Regions from separate parts of the Homo sapiens genome. Here regions 2, 3, 4 and 5 are each linked to region 1. A link is a loop called in an ENCODE intact Hi-C map of the cell type or tissue named here. Cell type or tissue: heart left ventricle. All regions are shown on one strand. Links, peaks and the distances in the headings refer to the core of each region. The heading gives the core; the rest is flanking DNA. Region 1 has its middle 8.7 kb from the start of HPS3. Region 2 holds the start of TM4SF18 (transmembrane 4 L six family member 18). Region 3 overlaps LOC107986045 (a long non-coding RNA gene). Region 4 has its middle 11 kb from the start of TM4SF18-AS1. Region 5 overlaps TM4SF4 (transmembrane 4 L six family member 4).

What was found. Peaks named below come from ENCODE experiments on the same cell type or tissue, not always from the same donor. Only the 100,000 strongest peaks of a DNase experiment are listed, where the experiment ranks them.
Region 2: a loop joins it to region 1, with 5 times the contacts of the local background. A loop is called at or near these places in 16 of 110 quality-filtered maps.
Region 3: it touches region 1 in a loop (5-fold over the local background); 75 of 110 quality-filtered maps call a loop at or near these places.
Region 4: it touches region 1 in a loop (13-fold over the local background); 106 of 110 quality-filtered maps call a loop at or near these places.
Region 5: it touches region 1 in a loop (3-fold over the local background); 61 of 110 quality-filtered maps call a loop at or near these places.

The regions. Positions count from the first base shown.
Region 1 is chr3:149,118,601-149,123,251 of GRCh38, reverse strand. No RefSeq gene overlaps it. Among named protein-coding and RNA genes, the nearest start is that of HPS3, 8.7 kb to the left of the region's middle. In heart left ventricle, for the core only: a CTCF peak has its summit at 2,778 (motif pointing left); no DNase peak of the experiment used is centred there.
Region 2 is chr3:149,332,481-149,337,131 of GRCh38, reverse strand. It overlaps TM4SF18 (transmembrane 4 L six family member 18), which reads left to right and starts at 3,496. Exons shown (of 6, transcript NM_138786.4): 1 at 3,496-3,619; 2 at 3,733-3,926. The coding sequence starts at 3,750. It overlaps TM4SF18-AS1 (TM4SF18 antisense RNA 1), which reads right to left. Exons shown (of 2, transcript NR_186251.1): 2 at 3,380-3,628. In heart left ventricle, for the core only: a CTCF peak has its summit at 2,627 (motif pointing right); no DNase peak of the experiment used is centred there; H3K4me3 peaks cover 1,223 bases; H3K27ac peaks cover 2,474 bases.
Region 3 is chr3:148,953,366-148,958,016 of GRCh38, reverse strand. It overlaps LOC107986045 (a long non-coding RNA gene), which reads right to left. Exons shown (of 3, transcript XR_001740565.2): 3 at 1,929-2,435. Among named protein-coding and RNA genes, the nearest start is that of GYG1, 36 kb to the left of the region's middle. RefSeq lists an enhancer at 5-506. In heart left ventricle, for the core only: a CTCF peak has its summit at 2,362 (motif pointing left); no DNase peak of the experiment used is centred there; H3K27ac peaks cover 841 bases.
Region 4 is chr3:149,271,157-149,275,807 of GRCh38, reverse strand. It overlaps the pseudogene CPHL1P. Among named protein-coding and RNA genes, the nearest start is that of TM4SF18-AS1, 11 kb to the left of the region's middle. In heart left ventricle, for the core only: a CTCF peak has its summit at 2,487 (motif pointing right); no DNase peak of the experiment used is centred there; H3K27ac peaks cover 997 bases.
Region 5 is chr3:149,478,555-149,483,205 of GRCh38, reverse strand. The region is part of intron 2 of TM4SF4 (transmembrane 4 L six family member 4); the gene reads right to left. Among named protein-coding and RNA genes, the nearest start is that of TM4SF4, 6.2 kb to the right of the region's middle. RefSeq lists an enhancer at 2,510-2,804. In heart left ventricle, for the core only: a CTCF peak has its summit at 2,602 (motif pointing right); a DNase peak (open chromatin) is centred at 2,635; H3K27ac peaks cover 1,139 bases.

The sequences.
Region 1 (4,651 bases), core at 465-4,464:
TAAAGATTCTTCAGATATTAAAACAATAATAAGGGAATATTATAAATAATTTTATGCTAATATAGTGAACAAAGTAGATGAAATGGACAAAAACTCTTGAAAGCACAAGCTACCAAAGCTCACTCAAAAAGAAATAATCTGAATAGCTGTATCTATTTAAGAAATTGTATTTGTAGCTAAGAACCTTCTCAAAAAGAAAACTAATACCTACAGACGATTTCATGTATCCATTTACCAAATATTTAAGGAAGAAAAAAAATACCAAGTCTACAGAATCTTTCAGGAAATGTTAAAAAAGAAAATACTTCCCAACTTACTCTGTGAGGCCAGCATTACTCTGATGACTAAGCCAAACAAAGTCATCACAAGAAAAGAGAACTATAAACCAATGTACCTCAACAGATGCAAAAATTCTAAATAAATGTTATCAAATTAAATCTAACAATATATAGGAAGAATAATATATTAACAAAGAAGAGTTTACCCCAGAAATGCAAGGTTAGCTTAACATCTGGAAAAAATCAATCAATATAATTCACTATATTTAATAAAAAATATATTGACATTATTTTTGACAAAGGTACAAAGGCAATTCAGTGTAATAAGGATAGTCTTTTCAAGTAATTCATGAAAACAATTAAAAATCAATATGCAAAAAGTAAACTTTGAAACTTTGCACCATATAAAGATTAACTCAAAATAGGTAGTAGACAATGTAAAACCTAAAACTTCTTAGAAGAAAACATAAAAGAAAATCTTTGTGACTTTGAGTAAGACAAAAATTTCTTAGATACAACACCAAAAATACAATGCAGAGAAGAAAAAAATTGATATATATTATAGGCCAGGCGCGGTGGCTCATGCCTGTAATCCTAGCATTTTGGGAGGCCGAGGCAGGGGGATTGCCTGAGCTCAGAAGTTCCAAGACCAGTATGGGCAACACGGTGAAACCTTGTCTCTACTAAAATACAAAAAATCACCCAGGCGTGGCGGTGTGCGCCTGTAATGCCAGCTACTCGGGAGGCTGAGGCAGGAGAATTGCCTGAACCTGGGAGGTGAAGGTTGCAGTGAGCCGAGATCATGCCACTGCACTCCAAGCTGGGTGACAGAGCGAGACTCCGTCTCCAAAAAAAAAAAAAAAAAAAAAAAAAAAAAAAAAAAAAAAAATATATATATATATATATATATATATATATAGGATAATATGTATTGGATTTCATTAAAATTGAACATTTCTGTTTCTTGAAAGACACTGCTAAGGGAATGAAAAGACAAGACCAGAAGAAAATATTTGCTTGTTTCCAGAAATACATAGAACTGTCTTTAAACACTACAATGGAAAAAAAATTTTAAATGGGCAAAGGATTTAAACATATTTCACTAAAGAAGATACATAGTGGCAAATCAGTACACGAAAGGATGGATGCTCAGCATCATTAATTATTTAAGAAATGCAAGTCAACAACACCATTAGAAACCACTACAAACTTATAATGACTAAAATGAAAAGGACTAACTATCTTAAGTGTAGATGAGTATGGGGAGCAACTGGAGCTCTCATACACTACTGGTAGGTATCCAAAAGGTACAACAACTTGTAAAAACTATTTGGTAGTTTATTACAACATTAAACATATACCATACACCTACCACATGATCCAACCATTCCATCTCCTAGGTATTTACCCAAGAGAAGTAAAAACATTTGTCTTTAAGAAGACTTGTGAACACATATTCATAGGAGCTTTATGTGTAATAGTCAAAAACCAGAAACAACCCAAATGTTCATCAACAGATGAATGGATAAACAAATTGTGTTTTATCCCTACGATGAAATACTACTCAGCAATAAAAAGGAATGAACTATTGATATACACAACAACATAAATGGATCCCAAAATAATTATGCTGAGTGAAAGAAGCCAGACAAAAAAATAGTTCATCCCATATAATTCCATTTATATGAAATTCTAGAAAATATAAACTAATCTATAGTAACAGAAAGCAGTAGTCTGCCTGGGTCCGAATGGGGGACAGAGGTGTGAGAGAGGGGGAGAGATTACAAAAGAGCACAAATAAACTTTTGGGAGTGATGGATATGTTCAGTATCTTGATTTTGGTGATGGGTTTATAGGTATATGCATATGTTGAACATTACATGCATATACCTATAAGGATAAATTTATATACTTAAAATATGTAGAATTTTTTTAAAAGACCACAAGACACATGACTAAGAAAATTATTCCAAATTATACTGCTACTTAAAGGTAAAGCTCACTATATGTACCTAACTACATAGTAGATACTTAATAAATATTTGTTCAAGAATTTAAAATATGAGAGAGCGGGAGAAAGAGATAGTGCCACTTGCCTACTCAGAACATCCCAGTGGCTTCCCATGATACTGAGATTAAAGGTAAAATTTCTTAGGTTGACCTGTGAGGCCCTGTGTTATCTGGCCTGTGTCTCTCTCCAACCTCCAACCAAGCTTTCCTACCACTATCTTTCATTGCATCCTTGACACAGAACCCCTCTTAGAATTTCTAGACACAGAAGTCAGTATTTTTTAAAGATTCCAATTTGCAACAAAGTTTAGGAACCGCTGAGTTTATAGACCCCTTTTTTCTGTGCTTAGAGCACTGACTATATCGAAGCCCTTACTCTAAGGTGCTGTTTCACTTTTCTAACTAATGTGTATAAAAATATGTAAGTATGTCCTCAAGTTCTAAACAGACTAAATAGCTCTTCAGACGAATACTGTTAGTCAATAGCGACATCTGGAGGTCTGATGAGAACCTAAACAAATAATCTAATTTTCTTGGTGTAGGACCACTCTTAACACAGGAAAAAGGTGCCAATGACCACTCCCCTCCCCAAAACACCCCTCCCCTACATACACATATCATACAGAAGGCGAAACGGAGACCCAGAGAGTAATTGATAGCTGTGGAACTGGAACCTGACTGGTCCACCTACCTCCACTTCCTCTCAAGGGCATCCTCCCCCAGAGTGGCCTCATCTTCACATCTTCCCATTATAAGGAACACCACCATTCACTAATAGCTTCCAGGGGTTTTTTTCTAGCTCCCAAGCATGACCCTGGTTGATGCCTGCAACTGCCAAACACAGCTGCATGACTAACCTTAGCCAGAGTATCTGGATAGTAATGGTGGTTCCTCTCCTATATACCCTAGGATTTTGATTTCCCCCCTGGTAGAAGGAAAAAGTTGCACTGTTGGGTAGGAAAATCTGATGGATGGGGACAAAATATAGGCTGATTTTTCTGGTTAAGGATAATGGTTCCCATTTAACAAATTAGAGGACTAAGGCCCAATGAAGGTAATTGCCAAGACCACTTATCTCCACACGTTCTTTCTCTCTGTCCTGAATCCAAGGGCCTTCATACCAAGTGGGGAAACTGAGACCCAAGTACAGAACTATGCTTTCCAGGTAGGCTTCTGAAAGCCCCTGGCTGACTTGTAGCACTAACACTAATGGGACACCAGAGGTGTGACATTCTCTATATGAAGTAACAACGGATGATGCCAGAGTCCAAAGGAAAAGTAGTCTGAAAGAAGCTAGGATATCAGAGTTGGAGGGCAGAGGCTGAAGATTCAGGCTGGTGGGAAGGGATCTTTGAACCTAGACTGGGAGAAATAGTTCCTGAAGCAGGAACTGAGTGGAATTTGAGGACTGAAGATCCAGGAGCAAGAGAAAAGGGAAGGCTGGGGCCCTATATAGGTGTCCTCCCTAGAGACAGAGAACAGCCAGTGGCTGCACTGCTCCTACCTTATTTTGTGTAGCAGGTGCCTAAGGTGTGGCTCCCAGGGCACTGGGACCCCTAAAGAACAAGAAACGTTTCAAGCCAGTGTGAGCAGGCAAAGACTTGGGGGATAGATAGGGTCTCCTATCCCTTTCTATTCACCTGCCTCTGCTTGACACAGGAGAATCCAGCAGCTGCAGTGGAGAGTCCTACCTTTTCCACTCCATCCAAAGTCTCAATTTTTGGAACTTTATTGACACCATGAGGTGCCAAACTGTCAAGTCTAAGAGAGGCTTCGCAGACACCTTCGCCAGGAGAAAGCCGGCGGGGGCTGCCTTGGTTCCCTCGGCAAAGGGAAAGATATGGATTAATTCTGGCCTCTGTAGTCTGGATGAAAGAAAAGCTTTGAAACCCAGAGCAAAGCCCTGTGGAGCTTTCAGGGAAGTGTAGTCCCGAATGAAGAGGGTGCATTTTGGAAGCTCCCTGGAAATAGTAGTGTTTGTGCTCCGGATGCGCATGACCTGCTCGGCATCTGCACTGTGCTCAAGGCTGGGGCCTGATCTTGTGCCACGTGGGCACATGTGGCCATCCCCCAAGGCTGGCCTGGTGCCACCAGGGGTGGGGTGGGTGCGACTGTTACCCTTCCGTTTGCCTCTCTGTCGGGAGTCGTTAAGGCTTTACTGTGGCATGGGACTTAGTATATCCAGAGCTCACAATCTGGAAAGGGCTAACAAGCAAACCAACAACACATCATGTTACAATTGCTGCCTTGGGCAGAAGCACATGGGTGGGAAAGTTATCCAGAGGCACTGAAGTTCGAGCAGAAATCTGGGGCACCTGTAAGGTGGAAGCTGGCAAGGCGTACAAGCAGGCCCAAGGCCTCTG
Region 2 (4,651 bases), core at 321-4,320, 210 kb before region 1:
TGCCAAATCTCAAAGCAGATTTGTAAATTATGTGCCAAATCTGTGTTGGCAGATTGGTTTCTCCTGGGGCCTTTCTCTCTTTGGCTAGCAGATAGCCACTTCTCACTGTGTCCTCACACAGTCTTTTCTCTTTGCACCCCTGGAATCTCTTTGTGTGTCCAAATTCCCTCTTTTTATAATCTGATTGGATTATCCCCACCATGCTGTCCTCATTTTAACTTCATCATCACTTTAAAGGCCCTATCCAAATACAGTCACGTTTGAGATTATGGGGGGTTAGAACTTCAACATGTGCATTTAGGAGAGACATGATCAGCCCATAACACACCTCCAGACTTTTTCTTCGCCTATTCCTGAAACATCTCTAAAATCTCAAATTCCAGCATCACACTTCTCAATCACTACTTCCTCTCTTTCTAGCTCACTCTGTGTGTTACCTAAAACCAGTAATTTTTCAGCCACACTGGGACACACAATTTACAAATCCAGTGCCTCTTTTACTATTTCTCACACTCCCTCACGTCCTTACTTCCCTCCTTACTCAGCTTAAGTTCCACAGTCCATCATTATAACCATTCACTTGCATACATTCTTGAATCCTTTGCCCATCCCTCTCTTCATGGTATCTGCCTGGCAAAGTCCCAATCCTGGTTGACTCCAGCTTTCTTCCTACTTGCTGGCTACACCTCTGCCACTGAACCTTACTAGGAAAAATACCCAAGTCTCCTGTCCAGTCTCACTATCCATTCACGGTCACAGACTCAAGTGGTCCCTCAGCACCTGCCACATTTCTCTAGTCTGTTCATTCTCCCACTTTCCAAGCCAACTGTTTGAACTTCTCCTCTCTTCCTTTAAACCTTTAACACCCTCTCCCCATCCTCATTCTCAGCTGATAAAATTGCCTCCTGTTTCCCTGAGAAAACAGAAGTATAATAATCAGAAGTTCCCGCTAACCACCTCCAAGCCCATTGCTATGTTCTCCTTCTGTTCTGTTGCTGACACTGACCTGCCCTGCTGCTATCTAAGGTAAGCTCCTCCATCTGTTCACACACTCCCACCCTTTCTCACCTACTCAAGGAGCCTGTGCCAGCAATCCTCTCCTTTATCTCCTTTATGGTAAATACCTACCTACCCTCCCTCATACCCCTTCCCACAACAGTATACAAATATGCTACCATTTTTTCCATTAATTTTTGTCCCTTGACTTCTACTTTTCCTCTAGCTGCTGCCCCATTTCTCTGCCCTCCTTTACAGCAAAACTCTCCAAAAGAGTTACCTCATCTATTTCCAATTTCTCTCCTCCCATTCTCTCATGAATCCACTGCAGATGGACTCTCATCTCATCTCTAACTCACCAAGAAAGCTCCTCTTATGAAGGCCACCAGTGACCTCCACGTTGCTCAACCCAATAGCCGATTCTCAGTTCTTTCGTATGATGTGCCCTTTGGCAGCATTTAACTTTGTTGATCACGCCTTCTTCTTCTTAGAAAGTCACCTTTGAGAATAAGCTCCTGATCTTCATTTCTGGCTCACTGGCCATTTCTCAGTATCCTTTCTGCCTTCCTCTCATGTCCCTAAACTCAGTCCTGGGCTGCCCAGGATTTAGTCCTTGGGTCTCTTTTCTATCAACATGCATTTCCTTAGTGTCTCATGGGTTTAAATACCATTTATATGCTGACAACTGTCACATTTATATGTCACCCAGACCTCTTCCTTGAACTTCATATTTGTATATCCAGCTGCCTAGTTGACATCTCCACTTGGATTTCTAAAAGGTATTTCAAAACTTAGCACATTCGAAACTGACCATATCATTCCTCTTCTCCCAACCCTGCTCATTCAGCTGACTTGCTCATTTCTGTTAATGACAATTTTATTCTCCCAGTTTCTCGGGCCCAAATGATGTCGTCTTTGACTTCTCTCTTTCTCTTATACCCACATCCAATCTGCCACCAATCCTGTTGGCACAAGCTTCAAAATATATCCCAAATCCAGCTTCCTTTTTTTTTTCTTTTATTATTATACTTTAAGTTTTAGGGTACATGTGCACATTGTGCAGGTTAGTTACATATGTATACATGCGCCACGCTGGTGCTCTGCACCCACTAACTCGTCATCTAGCATTAGGTGTATCTCCCAATGCTATCCCTCCCCGCTCCCCCCACCCCACAACAGTCCCCAGAGTGTGATGTTCCCCTTCCTGTGTCCATGTGATCTCATTGTTCAATTCCCACCTATGAGTGAGAATATGCGGTGTTTGGTATCCAGCTTCCTTTTACCACCTCTGCTGCTACTACCATCATGATCCGAGTCATCATTATCTCTTACCTGGATGGTGGAAATGGCTTCAGAACTCATCTCTATCTCCTCCACACCCTTTACCACCTATTTACAACACAGCAGCCAGAGTGAACCTTTTAAAACATCAAGCACAGTGCCTGCCACATAAGAGATGCTCAATGAATGCTCAACCAACAATGTTATTCTCTTCCCAATCATCCCAGGAACTCTAGTAAATATGATTTTATGCTGCTTCTATGTGACTGGAAAAAACGTCTAATGCCCAGATTTTTTGATGCACTTAGATCAAAAGCACTAGAGGGAAAAAAAACCATATCCACAAGGGGGTGCCAAGAAACCTCTTTGGAACCTGGACTGCTAGTTTCTTTCTTTCTTTCTTTCTTTCTTTCTTTCTTTCTTTTTTTTTTTGAAACAGAGTCTTACTTTGTCACCCAGGCTGGAGTGCAGTGGAACGATCTCGGCTCACTGCAACCTCCGTCTCCCAGGTTCAAGTGATTTTCCTTCCTCAGCCTCCAGAGTAGCTGGGATTACAGGTGCCCAGCACTATGCCAGCTAATTTTTGTATTTTTAGTACAGATGGGGTTTCACCATGTTGGCCAGGCTGGTCTTGAACTCCTGACCTCAGATGATCCACCCGCCTCAGCCTCTCAAAGTGTTGAGATTACAGGCTTGAGCCATTGCGCCAGCCCTACCTTTGTTTTCTTAATAGTAGGAAAAATATGCCTTTATTTCTGTTATGATTTTTCAGAGAGGTAGAGATAATAGATGCAAACTCTTGGAAGGAAAGCTGTACTGATCTAACCAAGATATTTTGTTTTTCTCATCCACCAGTCACTTTCTCAGTCCTTTCTTATCCCTTGCAATTTGAACAAAGCTTGGTGAATAGTGTGCACACAAAAAGCACACTAGGTGAAAGACAGATACATAAAAAGGGTAAAGTCAGGATATTTTAACAAACCTATCAAGCTCTAAATATAAGCCTCCTTGGTAGTTTTCTCTTTAACCCTCTCTCCACTGTTGGATGAAATTTGCTGCATTCAATTCCAGTTCCCACCCCAACTTCCTTCTTAACACAAGGTCAGGGTTAAGCCTTCGGTGCTTTAATCCAGAGGAAAATTACTTATTTTAAAAAGCAGTGAAAAACACCGCATTCCTTTGGCACAGGATGAAGACCAGCTCAGCTCTTCAGTTGTTGATCATTGTCTATTGTTCTCCAAACAGTAAACCAGTATTTCACACTGAGATTGTCGGCTGCGGGTATATTCCAATTCCCCGTCTCCTCATGAATATGAAGTGAAGGGCTCTGACCCTGGAAGTGGTAGGTAATCTCAAAAAAAAAAAAAAAAAAGAGAGAGAGAGAGAAAAAAAAGGTCAGGTAGGAAGAAGAAAAATAGACTTTCTGTGACTGTATACTCTTGAAATCTCCCGCAGGTTCTAAGCAGGGCAAAATGGGGTCTCGGAAGTGTGGAGGCTGCCTAAGTTGTTTGCTGATTCCGCTTGCACTTTGGAGTATAATCGTGAACATATTATTGTATTTCCCGAATGGGCAAACTTCCTATGCATCCAGCAATAAACTCACCAACTACGTGTGGTATTTTGAAGGAATCTGTTTCTCAGGCATCATGGTAAGTATGAATTTGGAGACTTGGGAGAGAAGGGGGAGTTGTAATTGAGACTTACCTTGTAACTAGTAGAAGTAATGAATAATGGAAAAATCATTCTGCTAATCTTGGGTGTAGGATTTGAAAGAGGGATGGGGGTGAAGGGGCAGGTAATCTGCTGGCATTTGGGACATAGCTCTGTTTTCAATAAGCTGCTCAGCAATGCAGCCTCAGTAATGCAGGAAATTAGTCCTAATGAAAGTCTGTGGGACACTGGCCTGTAAAAACAGTATGTTCTCATGAACCCTGCATATCAATTTAAGCTATTTGATCTTCAGTGGCATTACTGTTTTCTAGAACAGATTTTCTGTCTGCACTCATGTTTTTCTAGCTTGAAGGGGCATTAGGACAGCATGAAAAAAAAGCAGAGACTTGGCTATTCAGACAAACCTGCATGTAAATCTAAGCTCTGTCATTTGTTCCATGAGACCTTCAGCAAGTTACTCAGTATCTTTGAGCCTCAGTGTTCTAATGTGAAAAATGTGAATAATGGCATTTACTTTTAAAGATAAAATATATATAAAGTGCCCAGGAGAGAGACTGACATGTAGTAGATAGCCAGTGACTGTTGTAATTATGATTATTAAAGAATGAGCTGTGTCATCATTAAAATAGTCCTACATTAGACCCTAATAATGGAGGGAGTTTTTGAAAAGTAAATTGAATTATCAATGGCAAGAATCCATGAA
Region 3 (4,651 bases), core at 334-4,333, 170 kb after region 1:
CTGTTAAAAATAATGTTTTAATTAGTTACTGACTCTCATTTCAAAATGAGAAATTTGATTTAGGAATCATCCAGAGTTCCAGCTTCTGTGAAACTGGCGGTTTAGGAATAGTGGGCTTGCATGTCAGGCCTGGAACCATGTGCTGGAGCTGAGCAGCAGCTCCCCCTATGGATGGGGGACTCCCCTCCAGTTCCTTTGAGTCCTGCCTTGCCTATTGTTGAGGACTGAGTTGTGTCCTCACTTCCTGTCATTCACATGTTGAACCCCTAACCTCCATAGTGACTGATTTGAATGAAGATAGGGCCTTCAAGGAAGCAATTAAGGTTAAATGAGGTCACGAGGGTAAGGGGAAGAGACACTAGAGAGCTCTCTCTCTGCATGCATTCAGGGGAAAGACCTTGTAGGGAACAGTGAAAAGGTAGCTACAAGCTAGGAAGGGAGGCCCCACTAGAAACTCACCTTGATGGAACCTTGAACTTGGACTTCCAGCCTCCAGAACTGTGAGAAAATAAGTTTGTGTTGTTTAAGCTACTCAGTCCGTGCCATTTTGTTATGGCAGCCTGAGCTGATGAAGCCAGCCATGCACCTCACTTACTTTGTGCCTAGCTTCTGAGGTTATCTGTGTCGAGGCCCCTGCTCTATGTGTGGAAGTTAAAAGAGCGAATTATCCTGTTCCTCTACTTTGTCTACTGGCAGAGAAAGTTAGAGAGAGAAATAATTTGTAACAGAGGGCATCATACAAGTGATGTACAAACTGGCATTGGAGGACAGAAGAACTGTCTGTGGCTGGGATGGGAGGGACAATGCCTCTTCATTGTGAGGAGTGAGCGTGTCAGATGGGTGTTCAGAGATTAGGAGGATTTCAGCAAGTGGTGAGGGAATGAAGGGCAGGAGCAAAGGCATCCAGGCATGAAAGTGGATGGTAATCCAGGTTTGACTGGAGTTCCAGGGTACGTTGCAGGTGGAGGGTGTGCAATCGGAGACAGGGCCAGAAAGGGAGGACAGGGTCTGATCAGAGCCCTGAATGCCACGCCATAGGATTTAGTTTAATTCTGGAGTGAATGAGGAGTACCTGAGAAGCTGGAAGAGGGAACCCAGGGGCTGAAAGATATATTTTAATTGATTAATTCTCTGTTTACTGAGAACATCCGTTGTGTCGAGGCACGGCAGATCCAATTGTGGACAAATAGAAGTCAGTCTCTGCCTTTGCGGAGTTGACAGAAATAGATGATTAGATTTATAACAACGTTAGGCAGTGAGGAGTGCTATGAAGAAAATACAGCAGTGTCGGGATAGAGTGTAATACTGTGGGTGCTAGTGTAGATGTGCGTGCTCAGGGAAGGCATGACATTCGGGCATAACCCTGAATGAAAGCGAGAGGGTGAACCATGTGGTATCTGAGAGAATATAATTCTAGATAGAGGGACAATCAAAGTGCAAAGGCCCTGAGGCAAGAACACAATTGTGTTCAAAGAACAACATAGAGGCCGGTCTGGCTAGAGTAAGCAATGAGAAGAATTGTGGGCAAGGAAGTTGAAGTAGTCTCCTAGTCATACACAGGCTAGGAGAAGGGCACATTTTGGACCAGTACACAAATGAAGTCCTCAAACAGAGCTGACTGCGGAAGACAGGGCTTTAGGGACAGGATGAGATGGATTACCCATCTCCCAATCTCTGGATCAATTGTGTGCGGTGGCAGCCCTCAGTGGAGAGGGATAACCGAAGTCCTGTCTCTCCCAAAGTTCAGACCGTCAGCCTATAACTGTCCCCAAAGAAGGGTGAAGGCAGGGACAGGGTTTATCTGCTTCCCTAGCTCAGAAGCCCAGGCGGTTCCACAGGGGATCCGGGAGAATACAAGTGCTCCTCCTCTAACAAGCACCACACTGCCGCTTAATGTTACAGGCCTCTGACAGATGAAATCAAACCTGTTTTGGCCCTAGAGTGAAATGATTTATTCCAGCAAGTGGAAATAGGAAGAGTTGAAAGGCAGTACAGGCCAGAATGTGGGTTGGCTTCGTAGACTGAGTAATGTGGGTTGGCTTGGTGTAATTCGTTTTTGGAATACATTTTTTTTTAAGGTTTAGTGAGGAGGAGGTAAACAATCCTTTGAGAACCATATAAAGCTCTGCCTCCAGCGTGTGATGGTCAGAGAGCACGGTCATTGCCTTTGGCATTCTCTGCTAAGTTTTCACCCTTGGTGTTTTGCCTTTTCCTTCTTGCTTGGCTGGGAGAGTTATGAGCTCCTTAGGAAAGAATGTCCTGCTTTCTCTGTTGGCCCTGCTGAGGGGCAAACATTAAAAAAAAAAAAAAAAAAAAACCATTAGCTGTAAATCTCTGTGGTAAGAGTGCCCTCTTCTGGTTCGGCTTCTTTGTCTTGAGCTGCCAGTTCCCTAACAATGCTGTTTTTAGGCTTCCGATCTTTTTGATGAAATAAACTAGCAAAGAAAAAAAGCAAAAAAATACCATTGAGGATACATTCATTTCACCCAGTGTTTCTAGAACCCCTTCCACAGTTCTAATTCTTACTTGGCCATATTTTCTGAAATTTCGGACCCAGACTTTCTTTGGGATTTACACTTAGCCTTTTGCGAATCCAGAAAAACAGGTAAAAATAGTAGCATTTCAGAGCTTGGAACGGGTGTTGCAATGGGTTCGTCTGGTCACTTTTATGCTTCTGTTTCTATGCCATTTATTAAGTGCCTACTCAATTTATTGAATATTTGAGGGCCAAGCATTCTCCTAGGCCCTCCAAGATCATAAATGAGATACAGCCCTTGCCTTTGCTAAGAATGTCGTGGGAAATATAGATGAGTAACAGAAAATTACAACATCAGCTGACAAATAACTGAGATGTGAACAGGTGGTTATAGGGGGACATGAAGGAATTTCTTTGGTTATTCAAGCCCAAATGTGAGAAAAATCAATGCCTCCTCAACTCGAATTGTTCCTGTAACAGTCACATCTCTTTATGTACTAGATCCAGGGCTCTATGATGAGCAAATCGTGATGGGTTTAATATATTTCTTCTACTAAACCCCAAAAATAATTTTAGATCTAAAAGGGACATGAAAATATGTCAGTTTTCTCCATTTTTTTTTCTATGTCAAGGGAAAAATTTTCTTTTACAAGGAACATTTTGAGAGGCTCTATATATCTAGCTTCAAGTAATTAAAATTGGTTTTAATTGTGGAATACCAATGCACAATTCTGTGTGGGGTTTGCTAGAAATCATAGATTCAATAGAAACAATTTTCCTCCATATAAAGGGAGAGTTATATTTCATGAGACTCTCCAGAAATCATTCTTCCATTCTGGTCTCTTGTGACTTTTCTCTGTGGGCTCTAACCCATAATCTTGCATATATACAGCTCAGGATGTTACTTAGTGTCCCAATGGCCTTTAAGGTTGTATTTTGTTTTATTTTAGAAAATTTGTTAATGAAATTTTCTGTTTTCTTCTATGTCCTGGATCTTTTGCATAAGAAAAGCTTTAATACAAAGTAGGAGAAGGAGATGGGAGGCAGAGAGGAAAGAGAGAATTCATTTGTGAGCTACAGCAGTCTTCCTGTGTCCATCTCTTGGCTATAAATTCAGATAAAACATGTCAGTGATATTTTAGGGGATGCTTCTCATCAGGTATATATGGTGTTGCTTATTTTACTTTATTTAAAATATTTATTTTATTTTTAACTGCCTATGCAAATTTATCTGCATAAATCTGGTCGCTTTTTTCATTTCTTTTTCCAGTATTGGTTTTAACTCTCAATCATGTACTAAAGAAAGGACTTCTAACTTTTAAATTAGAACTGATAAGCTTTCTTTCTCATAGGACATCTATTTCTAGGTTCCAGCTTTGGTTCACTATACCTTGTCCAAAAATATCTTCTAAACTCAAGAATTCCTAAGGGGGCTTTGGAGCGAGAGGTATCCACAAAATTCTTAGATTACACCCTGAGAAACACTGATGTAGGCACTGTTTTTCTGATTTGAAATTAAAAATCTCAAATGGACTTGGAGGAACAGAGGCTTAATGTAGCTCTGAGCCTGCTCAGTTCTGAGCTAGTCTCAGTAACCAACTGTGGCTGGAGACACAAGGGCTGTACATATACACAGATGGCAGGCAATTGAGCTTTTCAATTCTGCTTCCGTTTTTTTTTTTTTGGTAGGAGCAGAGTTGCTAGATCAAGGATATCAGTTAAACATAATGCTCAAAATGGCAGTGAGGAGCAACCAGTGAGGGAAGCGGCAAGACTGACGGGACAGGGTGAAGGCTCCTGAGTTCCATTGGCTCTGTCATTCATGGGTGATGTTCCAGAATGAGCAATGTATGTGTTCTGAGCTTCAGTTTCTCTATCTCTAAAGTAATTAATAGTGTGCTCCTTGGAGGTGCCTCATGGAGAATGAGCAGCGAGGGGGCAAGGGATCCTCACCTCTGTTTCAACTTACCCTTTCAGTTTTTAATTCTATTTTATATATTTGACTTCATCATAAGCTCTTGTCTGAAGAAAGGGTTACCAGCAAAACAAAACATAACAAAAAAACTTTTAAAAATTATTAGACTAAATGATTTCTAAACTTCCTGCTAGCTCTAGAACTATATGGGAGCCAGAATAGTGGTATTTGTTGCTTTTCTGCCTAGTGTCTATAGTGAC
Region 4 (4,651 bases), core at 188-4,187, 150 kb before region 1:
CAAAATTAGGCTGTTGAGCTTCTGACTTTTCATTTAGCTTATTTAACACTTTGTTTCTTTCCAGTCAACATTTGTTAAAGTTCTGTCTTTTTTGTTTGTTTATAGAGAATTTCTACAAGGAGGTCAAGCGAGGAAGAGCTTTGTTTTTAAAAAGGCTTTGTATTTTCAATATTGATACTGATAATACATTTCAAAGGATCATTGAAAAACCATCCTGGTTGGGATTTTTAGGTCCAATGATTAAAGCAGAGACTGGAGACTTCATTTATGTACATGTAAAAAATAATGCTTCAAGAGCTTATAGTTATCATCCTCATGGGCTCACCTACTCCAAAGAAAATGAAGGTAAGCAGATCCTCTTTCCTGAGTTTTGCTTATGGAGAGTATGAGCACATTGCATTAGAAAAAGCCAGGTAATCATGGACTGGTCAGCATTCTGAGCTACGTGGAGTTTAGAGTGGATGCAGACTCTACTTCTGATGTATTTAAAGTTTATACCCAAGACAGTCCTTTTTTAGTTTCTCATCTTAATTGAGTGACAGCCCTTATGCAATTCCTAGGAAATAAAACACTTTTCCCTTACTCACCAGAAAAGAAAAAAAAGGTGTTTTTTTGTTTCGTTTTGTAGGAAACACTCATGAGCTAAATGTTAGGTTGGCAGAAATCCTGTTCTGCCCCCACCTCATTTCCATTTCCTAGTAGATGAGGATCACCCTCTGGGAAGATATCAGTATCAAGAGAAATCACTACTTTCCAGGCAGACTCTTCTCTCCTACACAGCTACAGTCACAGATACATCATGATTTTGGAAAAAAAAAAAAAGGAAGGGAAGAGAAAGCCAACAAATAGGATTTTGTGAGTTTTTGGGAGACAACAAGGAAAGCTAGGAAAACAGAGTTTGGAATTGTCTTTAGTAGAACACAGATATTTTTTCCCAGTGTTTGAAATATGGTTTTTAAAAGGCCTGGCATAAATCTTTAGAAAACTGGAATTTTAGGCCAACTTGATAAGAGTACCACCTATAGCATACGTGCTCCTTCCAACAGAGGCTCTATGATAATACAGGGCAGCGGAAATCCCATATGCCATTCCTTTCATCTGTCATCATTATTTTGCCATGTTACATGACCATCTTGCAATGATTATTGCCCTTTAAATATAGTCTATAAAAAAAAAGAAAAATAGTCTATATTATAGACATATAATGTGAAAAATGTTAACAAGAGTTTGCTTTATTTTTTTACTTTTTAATCAACTCTCAAAACTTGAACTGAGGTTTGATGATTCCGTCAGGGAAGCATGAAGAAGAACTAGAAAACAGGCCTTGAATTAATCCTCTGGACTGAAACAGACTCAGGAAACTGGACCATGACTGGAGCCAGTTCCAGCTGGGCCGCTGGGCAGGAAGAAAGTACAAAACAGTCAGTCATAATTTCTTCATGTTCAGTGTGGAACAGGAGGGTCCCAAAAGAAGAATAGAGAATCAGAGGCTGCTCATGTTTCAAAGTCTTTTATTGAATAAAGGAATTTTATTCATAGTTAGCAGGATCCAGCCACGAGGGGTAAGGATCTGAGGCAACACTTTAGCCAGAGAAGAAGAAAGAAAGGAGAGCAACGGTCCAAAGTCAGAACTGAGGTAATAGTTCAGAGTAACGGCATGGGCCACCTTCGGACTGCAGTGGGCTACTTGGAAGTAACAGGGACACCCTTGGATGCCCTGGGTCCCAAGTCTGACTGGCAATGAAGAAAATATGGAGGGCAACTCGGGAGTCCAGAGGTTACCTCTGCATCTGAGATCTAGGCACATGGTAGGTGCAAAATAAATATTTGTTGAATCCATCAGTAAGAGTGATGATAGCCTATTATATACTGCCTGCCTCATTCCAATTTAGTCTAAAAACTGCAGCCAAGCTGAGCATTCAGGTAGAAGCCAACTAAAGGGGATTTAGGGAGGTAGGAATCTGGGAAATGGTGGGGAGAAATGCACACTTTTTGAGAAATACAAAGTAGCATAATGGAGGAAGCCCGAGTCACATTCAAAATAGTGTTATCCAATATTTACTGTAACCACAGTGCAGAATATGTTTTCTAGGTGCTATCTATCCTGATAATACGACAGGCCTGCAAAAGGAAGATGAATATCTGGAGCCAGGGAAACAATATACCTACAAGTGGTATGTAGAAGAACATCAGGGACCTGGCCCCAATGACAGTAATTGTGTGACAAGAATTTACCATTCCCATATAGACACTGCAAGAGATGTAGCTTCGGGACTTATTGGACCAATACTGACTTGTAAAAGAGGTAACTTTAAAAAAAAATCTCATTGCAGTAAAAGAGTAAACCAGAATGGGTAGGCTGTCCTCTGCTCTCCTAGAGGAATTTTACTATCCAAGGCACTCCATTTTCCTGCCTTAACCTTGGTTTTCCAGTCAAGAATGGAAACTTGCCATCTTGGACTCTGAGCACTAGATGGCGATCTCAAATCCAACCCTCAGTTCAACCAATAATTCAGGTTGGTCACTAGATGGTAGTCAAACCCAATAAACTTCACTTCGGCCATCTTCCTTCAAAATTACTGCCACCTTTTTGTGTTTATGTTTTAAGGTGAATCAGTTAGAATCATCAGTTTATTAATAATTCTTGCAAGGAGGAAGTTTTGCTGATATGTTTCTAACTTGCAAGGGAATATAGAGTTTTGAAAATTCTGATTTGGTTCATTAAAACAAGATCAACAAAGCAACAGCACTAGATTAATTATGAAGTTAATGAGCAAATTTAACTTCCTATGACAATCAAAGTTTAAATTTTAGGTGAACAAACATCTCTCCACAATAAATATTTTAATAATTGCAGTTTCCTATGCCAAACACACATAGTCTCATGATTACAAATTACATTCCTTGGGAGATAACTTTTTTTTTTTTTTGTATTTTTAGTAGAGGCTGGGTTTCACCATATTAGCCAGGCTGGTCTTGAACTCCTGACCTTGTGATCCGCCCGTCTCGGTCTCCCAAACTGCTGGGATTAAAGGTGTGAGCCACCGTGCCCAGCCGGGAGATAACTTTTTAAACCAACTTTGGAAGAGCTTTTTGCCCTTCTCAAAATTGCAAGGAACTCAACTGCATAATGGCAAGATAAAGAATATGTGTTTATTATATTTAACTTAAACATTAGCTATCTAGTCTGAACATTTCCAAACTTTCTCCCTTTTCTTTTTAAACAGTAAGATAACTTAATGCTTTGCATTCTCAAAGGCAAGTATGTGAACTGCCATCAAGCCTTCCTTGGTTGGGTACAGTGGCTCATGCCTGTAATCCCAGCACTTTGGGAGGCCAGGTTGGGAGGATCACTTAAGGCCAGGAGTTTGAGACCAGCCTGGGCAACATAGTGAAACTGTGTCTCTACAAAAAAAAGAAAGAAAAAGAAAAAGACTTTCTCACTTACAGTTATGTTGATTTATGCCCTATGGTTTTAAATATAAGGCTGTTATAAAATATTTGGGACTGATAATAATTTTATAGAATATTATATTTTTATATACTTTTTAAATATTATAACTATTTTATTCCCACTGTCCTAAGCACTTTTCTCTTTTGTTCAATCTAAGCGCACAGAGGGATCTTATCCATTTTGAGTCATTTGTTTCCATCTGTGGGTTAATGAGTCTGAAATCTGTAACTTTGGTTCAAACTCCTTTACTGATAGTCAGGCCTGGCAACTTGGCGTCTCTACTTGGGTGTTTCATCCGTACCTAAATACGTCATATTCCAAAACCCGTCATTTGTTCCTGCCCTGAATCTCTCCCTTCCTTCTGTGTTCCCTGCCTTGGGGAATGGCCCCAGTATGCTCCAATTAGTCACTGGAGACAAAACCTTGGGTAACATTCTTGATACTGCCCTCTCCCTCATCACTTGCTAAATACATCAGTCAAGTCCCGCCAGCTCTACTTCGTACACATCACAAGGTCAGCTCACTTCTCTTCAGCTCCACGAACTCTAACCTAGTTCAGGCCACTGCCATCTTTTTGCTAGGATACCCACAACAGCCTCTTAGCTGCCCCACCAGTCTCTAGTGCTTCCCCTTTCAATTCATCTCCACTTGGCTTTCTGTCTGGGGGGTGAAGGTGGGAGGATGATTCTGAGTCTGTCACTCCTTTGCTTAAAATCCTTCAAGGACTGCTGATTGTTCTGACGATAAAGTCCAAATTCCTTTTATCTTAATTGCTGCCTGGAATCTTCTCTACAGGTACACCCCAGCAAACTCCTCATCCTTTAAATATCAACTGAGGTGTCACTGCCTTCAGAAAAGATTTCCATACCCAAAATTAAATTAACCAGCTCCCAAACACTGAACTCTTCCCTACTATAGAACTTTACACACTATAGTATCTTATTAATTGATGGCGTCCACCCTTGATTGTATGCCCTGCAAGGGTAGATAACTGTCTTGTTCACTTTTATAAACCCAACACTTGTCATAGTACCTAACACATTACAAATATTCAATAAATATTTGTTGAATATAAGCATAGAAGAATAAATAAATTGGTATGAACTAAAGTTATCCTTCGTTTGAGGAAACACAAATTTTTAGACTTTGAACAATCTCACGCGATAATGGTCATCAGATGCAGACACTGCAGAAAGT
Region 5 (4,651 bases), core at 315-4,314, 360 kb before region 1:
AAATCTTACACTTAGGGCAGTTTCTTCTAATGCTACCTACCACCCTTTCAGAAATAGGTTCTGAGTGGTCTGGAAACATTTGTTGACATATGGCAGATTGAGTTGTCTTCATGAAAGTCCAGGTTGTCACAGAGAAAAACAGATTCTATGAAGGAGGGGGGTCTTGGCACATTTTATGGATAAATCACAGGAAGAAAGATACATGCTGCGTCATGTTGCTTTAAGTTATTTCACATTGGGAAGTCTTAAAAATGATAAATTCTCTAGAATAAATTCTTAGAGATATGATCAGTCAAAAAGCCAGCATAGAATAACTTCAATTTATCATGGGTTTCATGACACAAAATGTTAAAAGAAAGAAAGGCCGGGCTTGGTGGCTCATGCCTGTAATCCCAGCACTTTGGGAGGCCAAAGCTGGCAGACCGCTTGAGCCCAGGAGTTCGAGACCAGCCTGGCCAAAATGGTGAAATTCCATCTCTACAAGAAATACAAAAATTAGTGAGGGGTGGTGGTGTGTGCTTGTAGTCCTAGCTACTCAGGAGGCTGAGGTGGGAGGATTGCTTGAGCCCAGGAGGCAGAGGTTGCAGTGAGCTGAGATTGCACCACTGCACTTCAGCCTGGGCAACAGAGCCAGACCCTGTCTAGAAAAAAAGAAAAGAAAGATTCTTGAGACCAAGTTGAGTACATTAGAGGGTAGACACTTCAAAATTGGTATTATTTACAGTAAATAGGCAAAAGTCCTGGGATATCTCTGGAAGGAGACAGTAATTGAGAATAGTGGGGACCTCTGAGGAGGGAAGTTGGCAGACTTTGGAATCAGATAAGGGAGTCTTCCTTTGCGGTTTTTGTGCTATGGGCATACTCTACCTGGTCTAAGTGAATAAATGGTGAAGAAGGACACTACTGTGTTGTTGTCAAAGGTATGGATTACAGGCAGATGGATCTGGATCTGAGTTCTGGTTCCTCCCTCATGATCTTGGGAAGTTAATCTTTTTTATTCCAGTTCTTCTTCTGTAAAATAAGGCTCATTAATAAGTACCTGCCTTACAGATAATATGTAAGATAGCCTAATTAGTAAAGGCACACACCTCTCGAAAATCAGATCATCCCCACGTGGGATAGGCTGCTAGTAATCCCCAGTGCCTCACTGATAGGACACCTAGAATTATTTTTCCTGTTCCCAAGGTTTGGATAATTTCCCATGACATTAACAAGCACTTGATCAATGTCATTATTATATTATAGTATTTTTGTTATCATATCCTCACACACACTTACTTTCCACAAATACAGAGAGCATAACTCTGGAGAGAAAAAATTCAACGGGCTAATTCCCTCGCAGCTGCTCAGTGCACATATTCTGCTCACATGGTTAAAGAAATGTATATAGCATACACTGCAAATGTTTCCCTTGAAAGAGTAGATAAGAAGGCCTGAGATCATATGTCCTCTAACTCACCAATTGCCAGCTTGAAGATCTCCCTTTCTGTTGGGCTCTGGAGACAGACAGGTACCATCAGATCCCAGCTGTCTCCACACATGGTGTGTCCTGGGGTCATGTAGGTGCTTATGTTGGCCAAAGCATGTCCTTAGGGCATGGACATTCCTCCTTAGTAAGGAGGAATAGAGATTACCTGAAGTGTTTTTTCTTCTTAAAAATTAATATCCTCTATTTTTTGCCTGTGCTAGGCTTGGGAAGGGAGTGGGGGAAGTGGCAGTCAGAAACTTAACTTGCAGTAGCCCCAGTTTCCTCATTTATAAAATGAGGAGTTTAATGCTGAATTCACAGGGTTATTGTGAGGATTGAGTGTGATAAATATGGAAGCCCGTTTCCTCTCCTAGGTGTTCACTTACTTCATCCATCCAGCAAGTACTTATTGAGGATCTATGTGTCCTCCATACCCTAGGCACTTAGTTGGTACTTCCCTTACACCAAATGCTTGCAAAATCTTCCCCTAGAACTTACAACATCCTTATGAGAGACAGTAACTGCCAGGATCCATTTTGTAGCAGAGGATTTTGAAGCATAGAAAATATTTACTGAAGATGCCGGCGTGGTGGCTCACTACTGTAATCCCAGCACTTTGGGAGGCTAAGGCAGGCAGATCAAGAGGTCAGAAGTTTGAGACCAGCCTGGCCAACATAGTGAAATGCAGTCTCTACTAAAAATACAAAAAATTAGCTGGGCGTGGTGGCCGGCGCCTGTAATCCCAGCTACCCGGGAGGCTGAGACAGGAGAATCGCGTGAATCCAGGAGGCGGAGGTTGCAGCGAGCCGAGATCGCGCCAACCTCTTGCACACCAGCCCGGGCAACAGTGCAAGACTCTGTCTCAAAATATAAATAAATAAAAATAAAATAAAATATGTAGAAGTAGAATAAAAATAGGAGCTTAGGGAGAAAACATCTGGAAAAAAGAAGAAATAAAATTCCATACTTTATTTTTTTTTCTTTCAATATATTCCATTTCTCTAAAGGAAATGTCTTTCTAAAATATTCCTCAAGTTGGCTGTCATTCCAAGGAATGAGGAGGTAGATTAGGGATGCTTTTGGCCTGCAGGACCTCTGCAAGAGGGAGTCCCCAGAAACGCTCACTCAGGAGGTGTCTCTAGGGGGCACTGATGAGCCAGGCACGGGAAGAAGTGCTGACCACAACACACAGACCGCATTAGGACCTGACCAAGACCTTTCTTCAAAACAGGGAGGTTGATCATCTGGCCCTGCCTGTGGGTGGGGCGGGCCTTGATCTATCTAATATGCTTTAAGGATGGTGAAATACATGCCTACCCAACACATATCCTCATCAGTCTACCTTTGGTCTCATTATTAAAGACACTCCTTTGAGTCAAATCCAAGATTTACAAAAGGCTCTTAATAAAATACGTACTTAACATAAACGAGTTGACAAAATTAATTTGCTCCCCCACTGCGCCCCAAGAGATCCATTTTTTAGAAGGATTAGAGGGCAAGAGATGCTGACCAGCCACCGACATGCTGCCAAGAAGCCACTGGGAATCTCGGGTTTGGGAGGAAGAAGCTGTGACCTGAAAACAAACCCAGGCCGGGGTTCTTACTATTTTTGCTCCAGGGCTCACTTTTCCCGGCTCTCCTTTAGCCTAATTTATTTGAAAGAGCGCAGGCCTTTGGAGCTCAGCTTCAGTCTTGCTCTGCCTCAGAGGAGAGCCATTTTCTCGGCTTTACCAAGAAACTATGAATCAGGTGATCCAAGATTCTTTCCAGCTTATTGTCTTGCTTTATCTCTGCAGCCACCACATCCTGCTTCTCCTATCTCCTACTTGGTTTTGCTACCCGAGGAAAGGGAAGAGAATGGTGCAGTTGGCCTCTGGGGAATGTTCCAGAAAGATATAATGCAGATGAGAGAAGAGAGAGAGGAACCGGGAAAATAAATGACAGAAAGCAGACTGTAGAGAGGACAGAGGATTCAGCCCAGCAGCTGGTGGCCCAGTCTGTGTCTGCCTCACAGGCCTTTCCACCTGCAGGGCTTCCTATGCAATGCTCCCTATTGCAGTGCTCCACAGAAGCCCCGTGTCCCCGAAGGAGCTGGGGCCTGGAGGGGAATGCGTGAGCCTTTGGAAAATAATTCAGAACTTCAGCAGTTTAGTTCTCCCCAAATTAGTCTGCAGTTTTTGCTTCTTGTCTGACAAAATGCAAATACCTCATTTTGGAGAAATGATTAGCCAGGTGAGGTGGTGAGCACCTGTAGCACCAGCTACTCAGGAGGCTGAGTGGGGAGGATTGCTTGAGTTCAGGAGTTCCAGAAGTTTGGGACCAACCTGGGCAACATAGTGAGACCCCCCAATAACCTCAAAAAAAAAAAAAAGAAAAGAAAAGAAAAAGAAATGATTATTGTTTGATGCTCCAAAGCCTTAGAACATAACATTAAGCAAACAAGAGTCTGAAGCAGGGGGCATGAGCTCAATGGTCTTAGGGGCAGGGAAGGGACCCTAACTGAGTAGAGCAGCCAGGGTGGGCCCTGTGGAGCTCAGCCAGGCCCAGTGAAGGGTGCTGTTGTGCCAAAATGCAGGCTAGGGGTGCCAGATTAATTTTTTATTTCTTGGGGAAAAAATGTTCTCTCTCTGAATTTTTAAAAATTGGGAGCTGATTAAAAAACAGAACAATCGGCCAGGCGCAGTGGCTCACGCCTGTAATCCCAGCACTTTGGGAGGTTAAGGCAGGCAGATCACCTGAGGTCAGGAGTTCGAGACCAGCCTGGCCAACATGGTGAAACCCCGTCTCTAACAAAAATACAAAAAAAATTAGCCGAGCATGGTGGCAAGCACTTGTAATCCCAGCTACTCGGGAGGCTAAGGCAGGAGAATTGCTTGTACCCAAGAGGTGGAGGTTGCAGTGAGCTGAGATTGCATCATCTCACTCCAGCCTGCTGGGGGACAAGAGCGAGACTTCGCCTCAAAAAAACAAAATAGAACAAAACAAAAAAATCAAAGACAAGAAATCCTTCTGCTGGCTACCCAGCATGTGGTCGACCCTGGCCCAGGGCAGCCGTGCTAGGTGCCTTGGTTTACAATCTGGCACAGCTGGTCCTTTGATGGACACTGCCTCATGATTTGGATGGTCAGTTGGTCATTTGGAGGAGTTATCCTCAATTCATGCCAAGGGCAGGTTCCACATGGA